Linked DNA regions of Homo sapiens: region 1 is linked to region 2. A link is a loop called in an ENCODE intact Hi-C map of the cell type or tissue named here. Cell type or tissue: PC-9. All regions are shown on one strand. Links, peaks and the distances in the headings refer to the core of each region. The heading gives the core; the rest is flanking DNA. Region 1 overlaps UBXN7 (UBX domain protein 7). Region 2 overlaps PCYT1A (phosphate cytidylyltransferase 1A, choline).

Region 1 (8,683 bases), core at 166-8,165, 100 kb after region 2:
GTAGTTTCCATTCCATCTCCCTGTATTTTTCTCTTATCACTCTCGAAGTCTATCTTTCTTGTTCTTTTCCTCCCTAGCTTTTTTTTTTTAAACACTCCTTTCAAGCTGTGTCCAACACCCACAAGGAATGACTATTTTTAACTAATCTTACTGACCTCATTTAATCTATTCAATAAAACCTCTGCCCTAAGGAGCAAAGAAACTTGCAGAGGAAGTAAGGCAAACTGGAAGAAGCATACTGTCAGCGGATTAAATTCTTGAGCAAGGCAATACTCCTTATGGATTCTTCCCATGTACAATCCGTAACTCTTCCCATGGGCCTTTATATCAACCCTAAGATAATTACACTCCTGCCTCAAAATAAAATAAAATAAAACCCACCACATCTTGTATTGTAGACATCCCAGCTGCATGTTAAGCTGAGTGAAAGTACCATGCTGTCTTTTAAATCACTTTATATCTACTTAATCATCCCACAGTAACCCGAGTTGAAGAAGTTACTTTGGTTTCTCATAAATGAATATGCACGTGCTGAACATATCGGAAAGAACCACACCCTCTCACTGATGAACACGTTGGCAGTTCTCCCAACTGTTTTATCAAGAGAAGCTAGAAGGTAAAGAAAAGGAAACAGAGCCCTATAGGAAAAATGATTGACTTCACACGTTTGAGCGATTTGGGCTTCAGCTATGACTTTGCTGGAGTACAGATGGGTGCCATCAGAGCACAAAGCTGAGCAAACCTCTCTTCTTACCCTGTGCCCTCCCTGAATTTTTGGATTTCTGAGCTTGTCTACTACCAACAAATGTTTTACCCTCCAGTGCACCTTTGACAGTATACAGCTCTATTTTTCAAACGGCAAGTATGTTATCCAAGTTCAGAGATGCAACTGAGGAATTAACATGAAAACCATCTTTCACTCAATAAATCAGAAGCTGCTAGTTAAGTAAGCCTCAAGAACCTAAGAAAAAACACCAAAGTGTAAGTATTACTCAGTCACCAATCTAAAGACAGAACTTTGACTCAAGGTAGAAATGAAACCGTAATTATATAAATATATTTATAAATATTTATACAATTATATACTTATACATAAGCACTTACACAGACTTAGAAAAAAATTTAAGAACATTAATTCAAAAGGACTCACTGAAGAATAAACAGATTTTTCCATGATTTCCTTGAGGAGATATAAAACTCATTCTTTAGGGAGAGTTCCTCAAAATTCAACCATTAGAAACCATATCCTATAACTGTGTACTAGCAACACATGGCATCTTTTTTTCTTCTTTTCCCAAATCCCCTAATTGCCAAGAGAGCAATCTTAAAGTAGATGAAAACCTAAAGGTCTCTACGCAACATCTGAGGAACATACGCTCCTCAGATAAAAGAATCAATCTAAATCCTCAACTGACAAAAAGGTCCATTTAATATTTTTCATTTTACAAGTTAAAAGTTCTAGTTTTGCCACCAGAATCACGACTACCCCCCCTTCAGAGGACTCCATTTAAGCTCAAAATACGAAATGAGCATAGGGTGAAGTTGATGTGTAAATGGTATTCTACAGATTCAAGATGGCCTCTTCTAAAAACACTGAAGAAAGCTTTCACCAACTCTAATTTGATTTTGGGTTTTGTTGGCAGAAAAAGCCCAAGACATCTGAAAATTACTAGTAACCTCCGCCATCCTCCTTACTAAATGTTGTCTTCTGAATGGAGTTGAAAGGTCTTCCCCTTAGAGAGGCTTTCCGTTTTGATACCTTTTGAAAGAAAACAGCATGCGGACTCATGTTCAATTCAGTCACCAGAGCCTTTTAGAGACTATTCCAACCAGGGGCAAAAAATGAACCATTATTTCTAACCAAAAGAACATGGTTAGCAACTCTCAGCTGAATGGTTTTCTTTTTCCCCAGGGACATACCTAAGTATGCCTGAAACAACACAGGACAATCAATAACCATAGTGGTTACAATTCCAAGCCATTGTACTACATGATTATTGACCAGCTGCCTTCCTACAGATCACTGCAGACTCAGACAATGGAGGGCTCCAAAGGAACTAATATGCTGTGCTGGCAAAAATAGCAAGCACCTTCCTATCCCAGTCACCACGATAGGTTCACTTCATGTCCATTCTTGGACTAGCAGGATCAATACAGAGTAATAAGGAAAACTGTCTCAGGTTAGGACAATGAAAGTCACCCCATGCTATATGCTCCATATTTAACACTCATTCTGCCAATAACACATGTCATGGAAATAGTCCTTATAGCTGGGAACATGAAAATCCTTTGAAAAAGGTTTTTAAGTATGATGAGCAATCATTACAAGGGATGCTTTTTCCACGTAAACAAAAGCCTGGATATTTTGTTAAGCGACATTTCCACATGAAGAACACAACAAAACCAAACCCATGTTAGAGAATTTCTTCTCCCTGCTAAACACGGGGACTTACAAAAAAGGGAGGGTTGTTCTTACTCTGAATCTAGCCATTCCTTTGCCCGAAGAGTCTGGGGAGTAACGTTAACATTTGATCCCAAAAAAGTGCCGTGCAAGAGACCACTTACTGGAACACACAATTCCTGCTGCTAGTACTAGGAGAGGTCTTATCCTTACACTTCAGTTTGGTCACCAGATTAGGTAAGAAAGAAAAGTGTGGGGGGAGGGGGAGGCAGAAGGGTACGGAGTGGGGAGCGAGAAAACAGAAGAGGAGAAAGAAACAAAGGGGGAGAAAGAGACTGATTATAGGAGAGATCAAGAAATAAGAGAAGGAAGGTGACTTGCTTGCCCAACTTTGGCTCTGTGGTCCTATGAGCCAAAATGCATACTTAGTGACATGTATCTCACAGGAAAAGGGAAAAAAGGGGTAAGCTGAGAGAGGTCAAGCCATGGTGTTAATTTCTTTCCTGTACAAAGACAGTCTCTTGAGGACAAAGGCCTGCCTCTTGCAATGTAATATCATAGTCCAGATGAGATAATTTCCTTCGAGGAAAGTTGGTGAGAAGTTCAAAACGTTCATTTGGGTATCCTTTAGACTGCACGTGCTTCACCAAAGCCTATAAAAACAAGAGAAAGACAAAGCCATTAGACGGAAAAAGAGGAAAGAGCATATTAGTGAATTAAATAGAAAACATTCTCTTTTTAATCATATTAGATCAGCTATTAAATGTAAGTTCTTCTTTCATATAACCAAAGCTTGCCCTTGGGGAAGGGCCAATATAAACCTTTGGACGGGGAGATAAATCTGACCCCAATTACTTACAGCCATTAAGTGATACTGAAATACACAGTTATTATTTGGCTCCCCAATAAATATACCCAGTCACTATTCATAAAATTAAATTATTGTTCTCATTTTAAAACATTTTATCCGTTTTCCTTTCTCCCTTTTATCAAGGAAGATATGTCCTTCATTCTGCCTACACCCAATCTTGCCACCTGTGCACTGAATCTCTTCTTGCCTTCTCAGAAACTGGACCATTCCCATCTTTTGCAGGTTTCTTCAACATCTCCCTCTCTGCTTCCCATCAAACTTCAACACTGCTTGCATTTCAGTAACACAGTCTTCAAGAATCAGCCTAATTATCTCCAGCCACAGCAAACGGCCAGCAATGCCTGACGCAAGGGATTCATTCACAGGCTAAGCTAAGCTAAGCTAGTCAGACTCAAGATTCTGTTTCCAGCAGTTAAAAACAGAGGGTGTCGGGGCACGGTTGCTCACACCTGTAATCCCTGCACTTTGGGAGGCCAAGGAGGGGGACAGCTTGAGCACAGGAGTTGGAGACCAGCTGGGGCAACATGGCAAAATCCCATCTCATCAAAAAATATGGGCCAGGCATGGTGGCTCACCTGAGGTCAGAAGTTCGAGACCAGTCTGGCCAACATGGTGAAATCCCGTCTCTACTAAAAATACAAAAAAATTAGCTGGGCATGGTGGTGCGCACCTGTAATCCCAACTACTTGGGAGGCTGAGGCAGAATTGCTTGAACCTGGGAGGCTGAGGTTGCAGTGAGCCAAGATCATGCCACCCGCACTCCAGCCTGGGTAACAGAGCCAATCTTCATCTCAAAAAAAGTAAAAATAAAAATAAAAACTAGCCGGGCATGGTGGTGTGTGCCTGTAGTCCCAGCTACCGGGAAGGTCAAGGTGGGAGGAGAATGGCTTAAGCCTGGCAGGCAGAGGTTGCAGTGAGCCAAGGTCGTGCCCCACAGCACTCCAGCCTGGGCAGAGCCAGATCGTGTCTACAAGAAAAGGAAGAAAAAAACAAAAACAACACAAACCAAAAACCACAGAAAGCTCATCAGCTGTGTTAGATGAAAATGCCCGCAGCGTCACCATGATGAACCACGTGCGAGCTGAGGAATAAACAAAAGCCACCAGTATGCAGAGAATGGTGTGAAGCAGAGAATCCCAAGAGAAAACCTACAGGCCCCAGAAGAGAAACATAGAGAAAAACAGACACAGTTCTTAAACACTTTGCAGTTCCAGCTGCTGGAAAACCACTATCCTCTTCAAATAACCCCAGTCGTCCTTTTCCAGAAGTAGTCATTTCAGTTGGGTTTCTATTCCATGCAGGCATGAAACAGAAAAATCTTCACTGGAACATACCTTACGTGGCTTACCTAATTTAATCTGGGAAGGAAATAAACTAATTAGAATTAAGATTCACAACCGGGTGCTCCCACCTGTAATCCCTGCACTTTGGGAGGCTGGGGAAGGAGGATGACTTGAGCTCAGGAGTTCAAGACCAGCCTGGGTAACATAGTGAGAACCCTTCTCTACAAAAAAGAATTTTAAAAAATTAGCTGGGTGTGGTGGCACACACCTGTAGTCCCAGCTACCTGGGAGGTTGAGGTGGGAGGCTCGCTTGAGCCCAGGAGGCAGAGGTTGCAGTGAGCTGAGATTGGGCCACTGCACTCCAGCCTGAGCGACAGAGCGACCCTGTCTCAAAACAACCAACCAACCAACAACAACAAGATGACTCACCACAGTTTGCAGTTAGAGATCAGACTAAACATCTAACACCTCTTTCTTTTTTTTTTTTTTTTTAAACAGAGACAGGGTCTCGCTTTGTTGCCCAGGCTGGTCTCAAACTCCTGGACTCAAGTGATCCTCCCACCTTGGCCTCCCAAAGTGCTGGGATTACAGGAGTGAGCCACTGCACCTGGCCTCCCACACCTATTTCAAAGAATTATCAAGCAAAGCTCACTGAACTTACTCCAATGAATTAGCTTCTCTGCTTCGAGAAAATGCTTCCAACGCCCTGTTTCATTGTGCTTCAAGTTACTGAAGGTCTGCGGCAACCTTGTGTCAAGTGCCTCTATTGGCTCCATTTTTCAAACAGCATGTGCTCACTGCCTGTCTCTGTGTCACCTTTTGGTAATGCTTGCAGTTCATTATTTTATCTATTATAATGAACTGTGAGCAGTTACCTTTGATGTTACTATTCTGCTTTTGGGCACCACAAACCACGCCCACACAAGACCGCAAACTTAATAAAGAAGTATGTTCTGACTGCTCCACCTAATGGGAGTTTTCCCATCTCTCTCCCTCTATTCAGGCCTCCTTATTCCCGGAGACATGACAGTATTGAAAGTAGGCCAATTAATAACCTACCAGTGTAGGCCTCTAAGTACCCAAGTGAAAGGAAGTGTCCATCCTCAAAATCAATCAATTGCTAAAAATGATGAAGCTTAGTGAGAAAGGCACGTGGAAAGCTGAGACAGACACAAAGCTAGGCCTCTGGCACCAAACAGCCAAGCTGTGAATGCAAGGAAAAGTTCTGGAAGGAAATTAAAAGTGCTACTCCAGTGAACACACAAATGATAACAAAGCAAAACAGGCCGGGAGCAGTGGCTCACACCTGCACTTTCAGAGGCTGAGGTGGGTGGATCACCTGAGGTCAGGAGTTCGAGACCAGCCTGGCCAACATGGTGAAACCCCATCTCCACTAAAAATACAAAAGTTAGCTGGGCGTGGTGGTGGGCGCCTGTAATCCCAGCTACTCGGGAGGCTGAGGCAAGGAGAACTGCTTGAACCCGGGAGGCGGAGGTTGCAGTGAGCTGAGATCGCACCATTGTACTCTAGCCTGGGTGACAGAGCAAGACTCTGTCTCAAAAAAAAAAAAAGGAAAGAAAGCAAAACAGCCTTACTGCTGTGCTGCTGAAAAGGAGAAAGTTTTAGTGGTCTGTACAGAAAAATCAAACCAGTCACACATTCCCTTAAGCCAAAGCCTAATCCAAAACAAGGTTCTAACTCTTTTCAATCCTATGAAGGCTAAGGGAGTTAAGGAAGCTACGAAAGAAAAGCTGGAAGCTAGCAGAGGTTGGTTCATGAGGTTGAAGGAAAGAAGCCATCTCCATAACATCAAAGTGCAAGGTGAAGCAGCAAGTGCTGATGCAGAAGGTGCAGAAACTTATCTAGAAGATGTAGTGAAGACAGTTCACGAAGGTAACAACACTAAATAACAGATTTAAGTTTGACAAAACAGCCTTCTATTGGAAGAAGATGCCATCAAGGACTTTCACAGCTAGAGAGAAGTCAGTGGCTGCACTCAAAGGTTCAAAAAGGCTGACTTTCTTGTTAGGGGGTAATGCAGCTGGTGACTTCCAGTTGAAGCCAATGCTCATTTAACATTCCAAAATCCCAGGTCCCTTAAAAATTATGTTAAATCTACTCTGTCTGTGTTCTGTAACTGCAACAACAAAACCTGGAAAGACAGCACATCAATTTACAGCATAACTTACTAAATATTTTAAGCCCACTGTTCAGACCTACTGCTCAGAAAAAAGATTCAACATATTACTGCTCATTGACAACGCACCTAGTCACGTAAGAGCTCTGACGAAAATGCAAATAAAAATGAATGCTGTTTCCAGTCTGCTAACCCAACATCCATTCTGCAGCCCATGGATCAAGGAGTCATTTCAACTTTTAAATCTTATTTAAGAAACACATTTTGGCCAGGCACGGAGCCAAATCTCAACACTTTGGGAGGCTGCGGTGAGAGGATTACTTGAGTCCAAGAGTTTGAGACAAGACCTGGCAACACAGCAAGAAACCATCTCTAAAAAAAAGAAAATTAATTGGGTGTGGTGATCTACTCAGGAGGGTGAGGCAGGAGGATCACTTGAGCCGGGGCGGGGAGTCAAGGTTACAGTGAGCTATGACCACTGCACACCAGCCTGGGCATAAATACAGATTCCTTTGATGAATCTGGGCAAAGTAAACTGAAAATCTTCTGGAAAGGATTCAGCAGTCTAAATACCATTAAGAACATTCACAACTCATAGGAAGTCAAAATATCAACATGAACAGGGCTTTGGAAGAGGTTGATTCCAACCCTCATGGATGACTTTGAGGGGTTTAAGAATTCACTGGAGGAAGTCACTGCAAGTGGGGTAAAAACTGCAAGAGAACTAGAATTAGAAGTGGAGGATGGCGATATGACTGAATTGCTGCAATCTCATGATCAAACATTAAAGGGAGGGGGGTTGCTTCTTATGGATGAGCAAAGAAAGTGATTTCTGGAGATGGAATCTACTTCTGCTGAAGATGCTTTTAACACTGTTGAAATGACAACAAAGGATTTAGAATATTGCATAAACTTGGTGGATAAAATTGCGGCAAATTCTGAGAAGACTGACTCCAGTTTTGAAAGAAGTTCTACTGTGGGTAAAATACTATCAAACGGCAGCACATGCTACAGAGAAATTTTTTGTCGAAGGAAGCAACTGATGCAGCAACTTCACTGCTGTCACATTTTCAGAAACTGCCACAGTACCCATCACCCCAATCAGTCAGTAGCCATCAATATCAAGACCCTCCACCAACAAAAAGATGACTCACTGAAGATTCAGGGGATCATTAGCACTTTTTAGCAAAAGCTTTTTTTAATTAAGTTATGTGCTTTTTTTTAGACATAAAGCTACTGCACACTTAATAGACTATGGAATAATGTAAACATAACTTTTATATGCACCAGGAAACCAAACAATTTGGGACTCGTCTTATTGCAGTGGTCGGAACTGAACCAAAGCAAGCCTGTACTTACTAGCAGTTTAGCTTGCTCTGGAAGAGTGATCTGTTCCCTTTTTCCATCTGGATACCGCAACATCAGCTGTGCTTTTGGTCCTAAAGGAAGGGTTTAAAAAAAAAAAAAAAACGGGATACAGGAGTTTAAGACAGAATATTAGTTTAAATAAATATGTAAATAAATACAGCCATTCAGCAATTACTCAAGTGTTTTGCTGGAGTGCAGTGGCGTGATCTCAGCTCACTGCAACCTCCGCCTCCCTGGTTCAAGCCACTCTCCTGCCTCAGCCTCCCAAGTAGCTGGGACTATAGGCACGTGCCACCACACCTGGCTAAGTTTTGTATTTTTAGTAGAGACAGGGTTTTGCCATGTTGGCGAGGCTGGTCTTGGAACTCCTAACCTCAGTGATCCACCACGCCCGGCCCCAATATCTAAGTTTGAAGTAAAGTATGTCTAAATGTAACTTACCATTTACATCTATCCCCTCCACTACTCCATCTGCTTTTTCAGGTGGCATCTCCAGTATCTCTGAATCCACAGCTGGCAATCCTTGGTGGTTTGTGGCTGTTCCAGGATCAGTTCTGACTGGTGGCTCAGTCAGCGGCCTTCTATTCTCCTCTTTTCTATGCCCCAAATCTTTGTGGGGAGAC
Region 2 (8,683 bases), core at 390-8,389:
GGAAATGATTTCCCGGGGAACAAGACTAATTCCAAAGTGAAATAAACATTAAAAACAGAATCAGCATAATGGTCCATCATGCTTTAAATAATAAATCTAAGGAGTCCATGTAACTTATTCCCTTTCTGTGAATAAAGGAAGAGCTATTTTACTGCAGCAGAAACTGACAGGAGCATTTACATCATTTGGGAAAGATAGGTCAAAGTGTCATCAGATACACTATGCTGAGGTTGAGGATCAGATACACCATGCCGAGGCTGAGGACCAGATACACTATGCTGAGGCTGAGGACCAGATACACTATGCTGAGGCTGAGGACCAGATACACTATGCTGAGGCTGAGGACCAGATACACTATGCTGAGGCTGAGGACCAGATACACTATACTGAGGCTGAGGACCAGATACACCATGCTGAGGTTGAGTACCACATACACTATGCTGAGGATCAGGTACACCATGCCGAGGCTGAGGACCAGATACACCATGCCGAGGCTGAGGACCAGATACACCATGCCGAGGCTGAGGACCAGATACACCATGCCGAGGCTGAGGACCAGGTACACCATGCCGAGGCTGAGGACCAGGTACACCATGCCGAGGCTGAGGACCAGGTACACCATGCCGAGGCTGAGGACCAGGTACACCATGCCGAGGCAGAGGACCAGGTACACCATGCCGAGGCTGAGGACCAGGTACACCATGCCGAGGCTGAGGACCAGATACACCATGCCGAGGCGAGGACCAGATACACTATGCTGAGGCTGAGGATCAGATACACTATGCTGAGGATCAGATACACTATGCTGAGGCTGAGGATCAGATACACTATGCTGAGGCTGAGGACCAGATACACTATGCTGAGGCTGAGGATCAGATACACTATGCTGAGGATCAGATACACTATGCTGAGGCTGAGGATCAGATACACTATGCTGAGGCTGAGGACCAGATACACTATGCTGAGGACCAGATACACTATGCTGAGGCTGAGGATCAGATACACTATGCTGAGGTTGAGGACCAGATACACTATGCTGAGGCTGAGGATCAGATACACTATGCTGAGGACCAGATACACTATGCTGAGGCTGAGGATCAGATACACTATGTTGAGGTTGAGGATCAGATACACCATGCTGAGGTTGAGGATCAGATACACTATGCTGAGGCTGAGGATCAGATACACTATGCTGAGGCTGAGGATCAGATATATTATGCCGAGGTTGAGGACCAGATACACTATGCTGAGGATCAGATACACTATGCTGAGGTTGAGGACCAGATACACTATGCTGAGGATCAGATACACCATGCTGAGGTTGAGGATCAGATACACTATGCTGAGGCTGAGGACCAGATACACCATGCTGAGGCTGAGGACCAGATACACTATGCTGAGGATCAGATACACTATGCTGAGGTTGAGGACCAGATACCCTATGCTGAGGCTGAGGACCAGATACACCATGCTGAGGCTGAGGACCAGATACACCATGCTGAGGCTGAGGACCAGATACACCATGCTGAGGCTGAGGACCAGATACACCATGCTGAGGCTGAGGATCAGATACACCATGCTGAGGCTGAGGACCAGATACACCATGCTGAGGCTGAGGATCACATACACCATGCTGAGGCTGAGGACCAGATACACCATGCTGAGGCTGAGGACCAGATACACCATGCTGAGGCTGAGGACCAGATACACCATGCTGAGGTTGAGGACCAGATACACCATGCTGAGGTTGAGGATCAGATACACTATGCTGAGGCTGAGGACCAGATACACTATGCTGAGGCTGAGGATCAGATACACCATGCTGAGGTTGAGGATCAGATACATCTCCTTCCTGTCTTCAGGGCAATGAATGAAGGAGAAGGAAAGTAGTTCTCAGGAGGTTTATGAATTTTTGTTTTCAAAAAGCTTTACTCATAAATAAGTAGATTTTAAACCAAGAAATCATACACTGCTGAAAGGAGTATCAGCAACTTTCAAGAAGGGCAATTAGGTCGTATCTATCAAAAGACAAACGACAAATGCTTATAGCTGTGGCCCAGCTTTTCTAATTCTGGGAATTATCTCACAGTAAATATAGATGTTATTCATTGCAGTACTGTTTATAATAGCAACAGTCAGGAAACGACCTACATTTCAACGGAAGATTGAATATAGCATAATACACCCACTAAAAGGTGGGAGGATATATAAACAATTTACTTAGATATTCACAGAAATGGGTAATATTGGTGGCCTGTTATAGGGATACCAGGTGGCTGTGAGACAGGTCTTGAGAGGGAGACATTTTACTTTATGCCCTTTTTGTATTTTATGGATATTAAACTGTGGGAATGTATTGATTTCACTTGATTTGATTTTTTGAGACAGGGTCTGGCTCTGTCACCCTGGCTGGAGTGCAGTGGCATGGTCTCAGATCACTGAAACCTCCACCTCCCAGGCTCAAATGATCCTCCCGCCTCAGCCTCCCGAGAAGCTGGGACTACAGCGCACACCACCACGCCCCGCTGACTACAGCGCACCCCGCCACGCCCCGCAGACTACAGCGCACCCCGCCACGCCCCACTGGCTACAGTGCACACCGCCACGCCCCACTGGCTACAGCGCACACCACTACGCTCAGCTGATTTTTGTATTTTTTGTACAGATGGGGTTTCACATGTTGCCCAAGCTAGTTGTATTTTTATTTATTTATTTATTTGAGATGGAGTCTTGCTCTGTTGCCCAGGCTGGAGTGTGGTGACATGATCTAGGCTCACTGCAACCTCTGCCTCCTGGGTTCAAGTGACTATCCTGCCTCAGCCTCCCAAGTCACTGGGATTACAGGCGAAAGCCACCAAGCCGGGATAATTTTTGTATTTTTATATTCGTATCCCATGTTGGCCAGGCTGGTCTCAATTTCCTGACCTCAAGTGATCTGCCCGCCTTGGCCTCCCGAAGTTCTGGGATTACGGGCGTGAGCCACCATGCCCAGCCCAGGCTGGTTGTATTGATTTTATAATACAGGAAATAAAAATTTTAAATTAAATATACCAATCCAATGAAAAACTAAGAATTAATTAATGGATTTAAGAGTCAGAAAGGTCATAGCTCAAGCTTTGACCAAGCTTTCCAACCAGCTTTCTTCCTCTGTAACCTTAACTTCCTTATGCCTCAGTTTTCTCATCTATGAGAGAAAGCAGGCTGGGTACAGTAGCTCACACCTGTAATTCCAGCACCTTGGGAGACCAAGGTAGGAGGACTGCTTGAGCCCAGGAGTCTGAGACCAGCCTGGGCAACACAGTGAAACCCTATCTCTATTAAAATTATTTTTTACTGCCAGCATGTGTCAACTAAAAAAAAAGAAGAAAAAAATATTTTTAAAAAGATAATTTTTAATAAGACAAAGCAAAATAAAACAAAATTTGAGCATATAATCCCCCTTCTATGTCCCAGAAATCACTGCATTGGCTCTATGCCTATTAAAAAATAATACATTAAAAAGATTTTTGGGCCGGGCACAGTGGCTCACGCCTGTAATCCCAGCACTTTGGGAGGCCAAGGCAGGTGGATCACCTGAGGTCAGCAGTTGAGGCCAGCCTGGCCAACATGGTGAAACCCTGTGTCTACTAAAAATACAAAAATTAGCTGGGTATGGTGGTGGGCGCCTGTAATCCCAGCTACTCGGGAGGCTGAGGCAGGAGAATCTCTTGAACCCAGGAGGCAGAGGTTGCAGTGAGCTGAGATCGCGCCACTGCACTCCAGCCTGCGAGACAGAGCAAGACTCTGTCTCAAAAAAAAAAAAAATTGAAGTATCCCAGAAGTCACGTCCATGAAGTAACTAACATAGTTCCATTTTCCCTAAACAAGTCCAGAGGGGCTATGATCTCACACTATTCGATCCTGAAACACAAGGGATAGAATATACAAATGAAGACTACTTTGTTGTTTCTTTGCTACTAGACAGCATACAGCAGGGAAATTTTGCTCAAGAAACACATTGCCTGGATGGTGGCAATAGCACAGAATGCTGTTGATCAAGTGGCTGCTTGCAGCACAGCTAATCATCCTATGTTAGGCCAAGTAGATCACTGAACCTTTTCTCAGACCAATCCCAGATGCGCCTCTTGCTCTCTCCAGTGCTTCCCCAGCCTACCAACATCTCAACTGGCCACCATTCCATCCCAAGTCTTTGGCAAACCCAGGCTGATATATTAACCAAACGGCCAGAAGGGGTCACTGTTGAACTAGTCTGGGAAGAAAGCTAGCGTTAGCCATTCTTTTACCAAGTGGCTATTGGCCAGGATAAACACACCCCTGATTTAATGTATGTTATAGTATATATAATCATATTTATATAAATTATATACTTTTAATATAATTTTTCCTGTTTCTATTATATAATGTACTATATAATACATATTTAATATCATTTATATATTATGCATATATTACATATGTATATATGTTATATAGATAGATAGATAGATTTTTTTTTTTTGAGACGGAGTCTCACTCTGTCGCCCAGGCTAGAGTGCAGTGACGTGACCTAGGCTCACTGCAACCTCTGCCTCCCAGGCTCAAGTGATTCTCCTGTCTCAGCCTCCTGAATAGCTGGGATTACAGGTGTGTGCCACCACGCCTGGCTAATTTTTTATATTTTTAGTAGAGACGGGGTTTCACCATGTTAGCCAGGATGGTCTCGATCTCCTGACCTTATGATCCACCCACCTCAGCTTTCCAAAGTGCTGGGATTACAGGTGTGAGTCACTGTACCTGGCCTATATATATATTTTTTTAATTTTTATTTATGTATTTATTTATTTTTTAAGATAGGGTCTCTGTCACCCAGGCTGAAGTGCAGTGGTGCAATCATGACTTGCCGTGGTCTAGACCTCCTGGGCTCAAACAATCCTCTCACCTCAGCCTCCTGAGTGGCTGGGACTATAGATGCACACCACCACACCTGGCTAATTATTAAAATTTTTGTAGAGATGGGATCTCACTGTATTGCCCAGGCTGGCCTTGAATTCCTAGCCTCAAGCAATCCTTCTGCCTTGGCCTCCCAAAGTGCTGGGATTATAGGCATGAGCCACCACACTCAACCTCTGTATATTATTAACAGCAACTCCCTTTCATGCTCAAAACCGTCCTGATTTGGATGATAAATTATATGGTTTATGTGGGTTATGAATTATACGCTGCACCACTGGTGACTAAGTAACCATATGTCCTCCTTTAGGCAGAAGAAACCTGGGTTTCAGTTAATGATCTCTTTTGATAGATTTACTCTCCCAAATACCTACCACCGAAACATTCTGTTCCTAACATTTCCATTGCCCTTCACACTCTCCCTTTTCCTTCCTTTCTCTGAGTTAAACATATTGCTGATTTTTTTCATCTCCCAAAAGATTCCTAGAGCTGACCTTCTTGTCTCTCAAATCATATTTGTTTTTCTCTAAGTAGAGAATCTTCTCCTAGATTATACAACCTCCCTCGTAAAAACCTGGGGAGCAGGAGGGAGGTGTTGAAACTTCACTAGAGCAGGTGCATTCTTTATTGCTTTATTCCTTGTCCTGCACTGGCATGAATGCAGTTACCTACTTGGTGATTTAACATAAAACAGTCAGACAAAATGAGATCTAAGAGAAAAACCAGAGTTCAAATTAAGCTGGCAAATTTATAGGCTAATTTGTGGCTGTTTGTTCCACCAAAAATACAATTATTTTGCTGAAGGCCTTCTATTCTAATGCTTACAATGAGTAGCACCATTCCCGGGTGAGGTTTGAGCTGCAATTCTATTCCACTAATCATCCGTTTTACTGTAGGGGAAGCCTTCGCTTCTTGGTTACTATGGACCTTAATTGCTTTATGTACTTAATGAAGAAACTATAAAGTAGATAATCTTGAAAATGACTTATTTGTAAAATCCTATAATTCTAAAATTAAAAACAATTATACCAGTCAGGACTTGTTAATTATAAGCTTTAAAACTTGGAAACAGGCCCGGCACGGTGGCTCACTCCTGTAATCCCAGCTACTTGGGAGGCTGAGATTTGAGAACTGCTTGAACCCAGAAGGGAAATGTTGCAGTGAGCTGAGATCACACCACCGCACTCCAGCCTGGTTGACAAGCGAGACTCTGTCTCAAAAACAAAACAAAACAAAAGATCAACTTGGAAACAGTACACATATTTTCAAATTTTATGTACCACAAATGATATATAGACAAATTAGCAACAAACTGGATAATGCAACCCATCAGATCAAATCTAAATGAATAGCTGATTGTAAATGTGTGTCATTAGAGAGTATGTAAAAAGTTCTTGCTTTCAATAGCCTCTACTATCACATCTGAATGTGAACCCTGAACTATCTTCTGGCGTTTTGAAGTTAGACCTGGCTACCATTACACAATCCATAGTCTCTGGTTTTCTTTGTCATTTTACCCTGCCTCCAGGAGCCTACCTATTACCCAAATAAGGGAAGCCAAACTCAAAAATCTTATCATGAATCAGAAGGTTGTGATCAATATGAACTATATCTACACATTTTTTCAAAAGGAAAGGATTCTCTGGAATTAGCCTCTTTTTTGTTGAGGACCCCAAACCCACAATACATATACCCAAGATAAGGCCAAAGGATAGGTGTTAAAATTCCCGGCATTGGCCGGCGCGGTGGCTCACGCCTGCAATCCCAGCACTTTGGGAGGCTGAGGTGGGTGGATCACGAGGTCAGGAGTTCGAGGCCAGCCTGGCCAACATGGTGAAACCCCGTCTCTACTAAAAATACAAAAATTAGCCAGGCGTGGTGGTGCACACCTGTAATCCCAGCTACTCGGGAGGCTGGGGCAGAAGAATTGCTTGAACCCGGGAGGAGGAGGTTGCACTGAGCCAAGATTGTGCCACTGCATGCCAGCCTGGGCAACAGAGTGAGACTCTGCCTCAAAAGAAAAAAAAATTTCCCAGTATGACACTGTACATCACTTCTATTTGTTTTTTGTTTGTTTGTTTTGAGACAGGGTCTCGCTCTGTCACCCAGGCTGGAGTACAGTGGCATGATCTCAGCTCACTGCAATCTCTGCCTCCCAGGTTCACATAATTCTCGTGCCTTAGCCTCCCGAGTAGCTGGGACTACAGGTGCCCACCACCACGCCCAGCTAACTTTTGTATTTTTAGTAGAGAAGGGGTTTCACCATGTTAACCAGGCTGGTCTCGAACTCCTGACATCAAGTGATGATCTGCCCGCCTTGGTGTCCAAAGTGCTGGGATTACAGGTGTGAGCCACCACTCCTGGCCCACTTCTATTTGTATTTCACTGTTCTTCAGTTACTACAGAGAGCAAACATACCAACACAATTAAGAAGTAACCACAAATATACTGTATATGCTGCAAATGCACAGATTTGTGGCTATAAATCCCTCTTATTCCCTGGTGTCTGTCTGAGTCTTAGTTCAGTCCTATATTTACAGGGTAGAGAGAACACTTAGTAATCAGAAGAAGTGAAAAAGGATTGGAAAAAAAGGGAGAATTGGGGAATTTACAGAGAAGAAAGAATATTTGCCTATAGGACTTTGTATTCATAACAAATGCTCTTGGAAGTTTCTTTTTATAATGATCTCTAAAACCAATTGCCCCACATAAGAAAAGCATCTCGAATATATATTAGTAATTTATGTGTCAAAAACTGCTAATTAATTATGTAAATTAAGCATGCAAATAAAGAGCAAGGGCTTTGAAAATAAAGTATTTTTTAAAACCTGGAAAATTATAATATCAGTAAAAATAAAATTAAGTGACGAGCATCTCCCAACTTGGGATATTTTTGTCCTCTATCAATCGGCAGCATCATAGCCAGCTGACAGAACGTAGAGAGGTGGTGGGGAATTCTGAAGGCTATGAAGAATGTGACACCCTGACACATGATTTGGACTTTATAGAAATAGATAAGATCATAACTCAGCTCAAGCTAATATAATATCATATTGTTTCTGTTTTACTGTATCTCACAGCTACAACAGCAGCCCAGGAAACAGGTGCATAATAATAAGAAAAAAAATGAAAGTTTATGGAGTGGAGTTACCCTTCTAAATAGAACATCAAGACAGGTGAGAAGAACCCCTTCGCTGCTGGCCTTTGCAAGTAAACAGAGGGCAGTATATAGAGAGCAGGTGTGTATTTGATAAAGACAATGGAATGCTAAAAACAATAGTCAAACAACAAATTAAGAAGGTATTTACTTACAAGGAGTTCCTCTGCTGGCTTCTTCCATAGTTACCCTGACATAGGGCTTACTAAAGTCAACTTCAATTTCATCAGAAAAAGGAGCTGGTTGCCGTAAGCCCTTAAGAAATGGAAAGTGAAGGAAAAGAAAGTTCAACTCAATGGCATACACTGTAATACTAAAAAAAAAAAAGATGAGAGAAAGGAGATTGATCTCTCTATTATAGATGGCTTCGTTTAAGAGATTTCGTTATTCCCGCCTGTAATCCCAGCACTTTGGGAGGCCGAGGTGGGTGGATCATGAGGTCAGGAGATTGAGACAATCCTGGCTAACATGGTGAAACCAGGTCTCTACTAAAGATACAGAAAATTAGCCTGGTGTGGTGGCAGGCACCTGTAATCCCAGCTACTCAGGAGGCTGAGGCAGGAGAATCGCTTGAACCCGGGAGGCAGAGGTTGCAGT

What was found. Peaks named below come from ENCODE experiments on the same cell type or tissue, not always from the same donor. Only the 100,000 strongest peaks of a DNase experiment are listed, where the experiment ranks them.
Region 1: a loop joins it to region 2, with 4 times the contacts of the local background. A loop is called at or near these places in 9 of 110 quality-filtered maps.

The regions. Positions count from the first base shown.
Region 1 is chr3:196,353,793-196,362,475 of GRCh38, forward strand. It overlaps UBXN7 (UBX domain protein 7), which reads right to left. Exons shown (of 11, transcript NM_015562.2): 9 at 8,502-8,683; 10 at 8,052-8,131; 11 at 1-3,054. The coding sequence ends at 2,893. Among named protein-coding and RNA genes, the nearest start is that of TM4SF19-DYNLT2B, 20 kb to the left of the region's middle. In PC-9, for the core only: no CTCF peak of the experiment used is centred there; no DNase peak of the experiment used is centred there.
Region 2 is chr3:196,249,547-196,258,229 of GRCh38, forward strand. PCYT1A (phosphate cytidylyltransferase 1A, choline) reads right to left here. Exons shown (of 9, transcript NM_001312673.2): 3 at 8,242-8,341. Among named protein-coding and RNA genes, the nearest start is that of PCYT1A, 34 kb to the right of the region's middle. In PC-9, for the core only: a CTCF peak has its summit at 4,194 (motif pointing right); a DNase peak (open chromatin) is centred at 4,215; H3K27ac peaks cover 1,202 bases.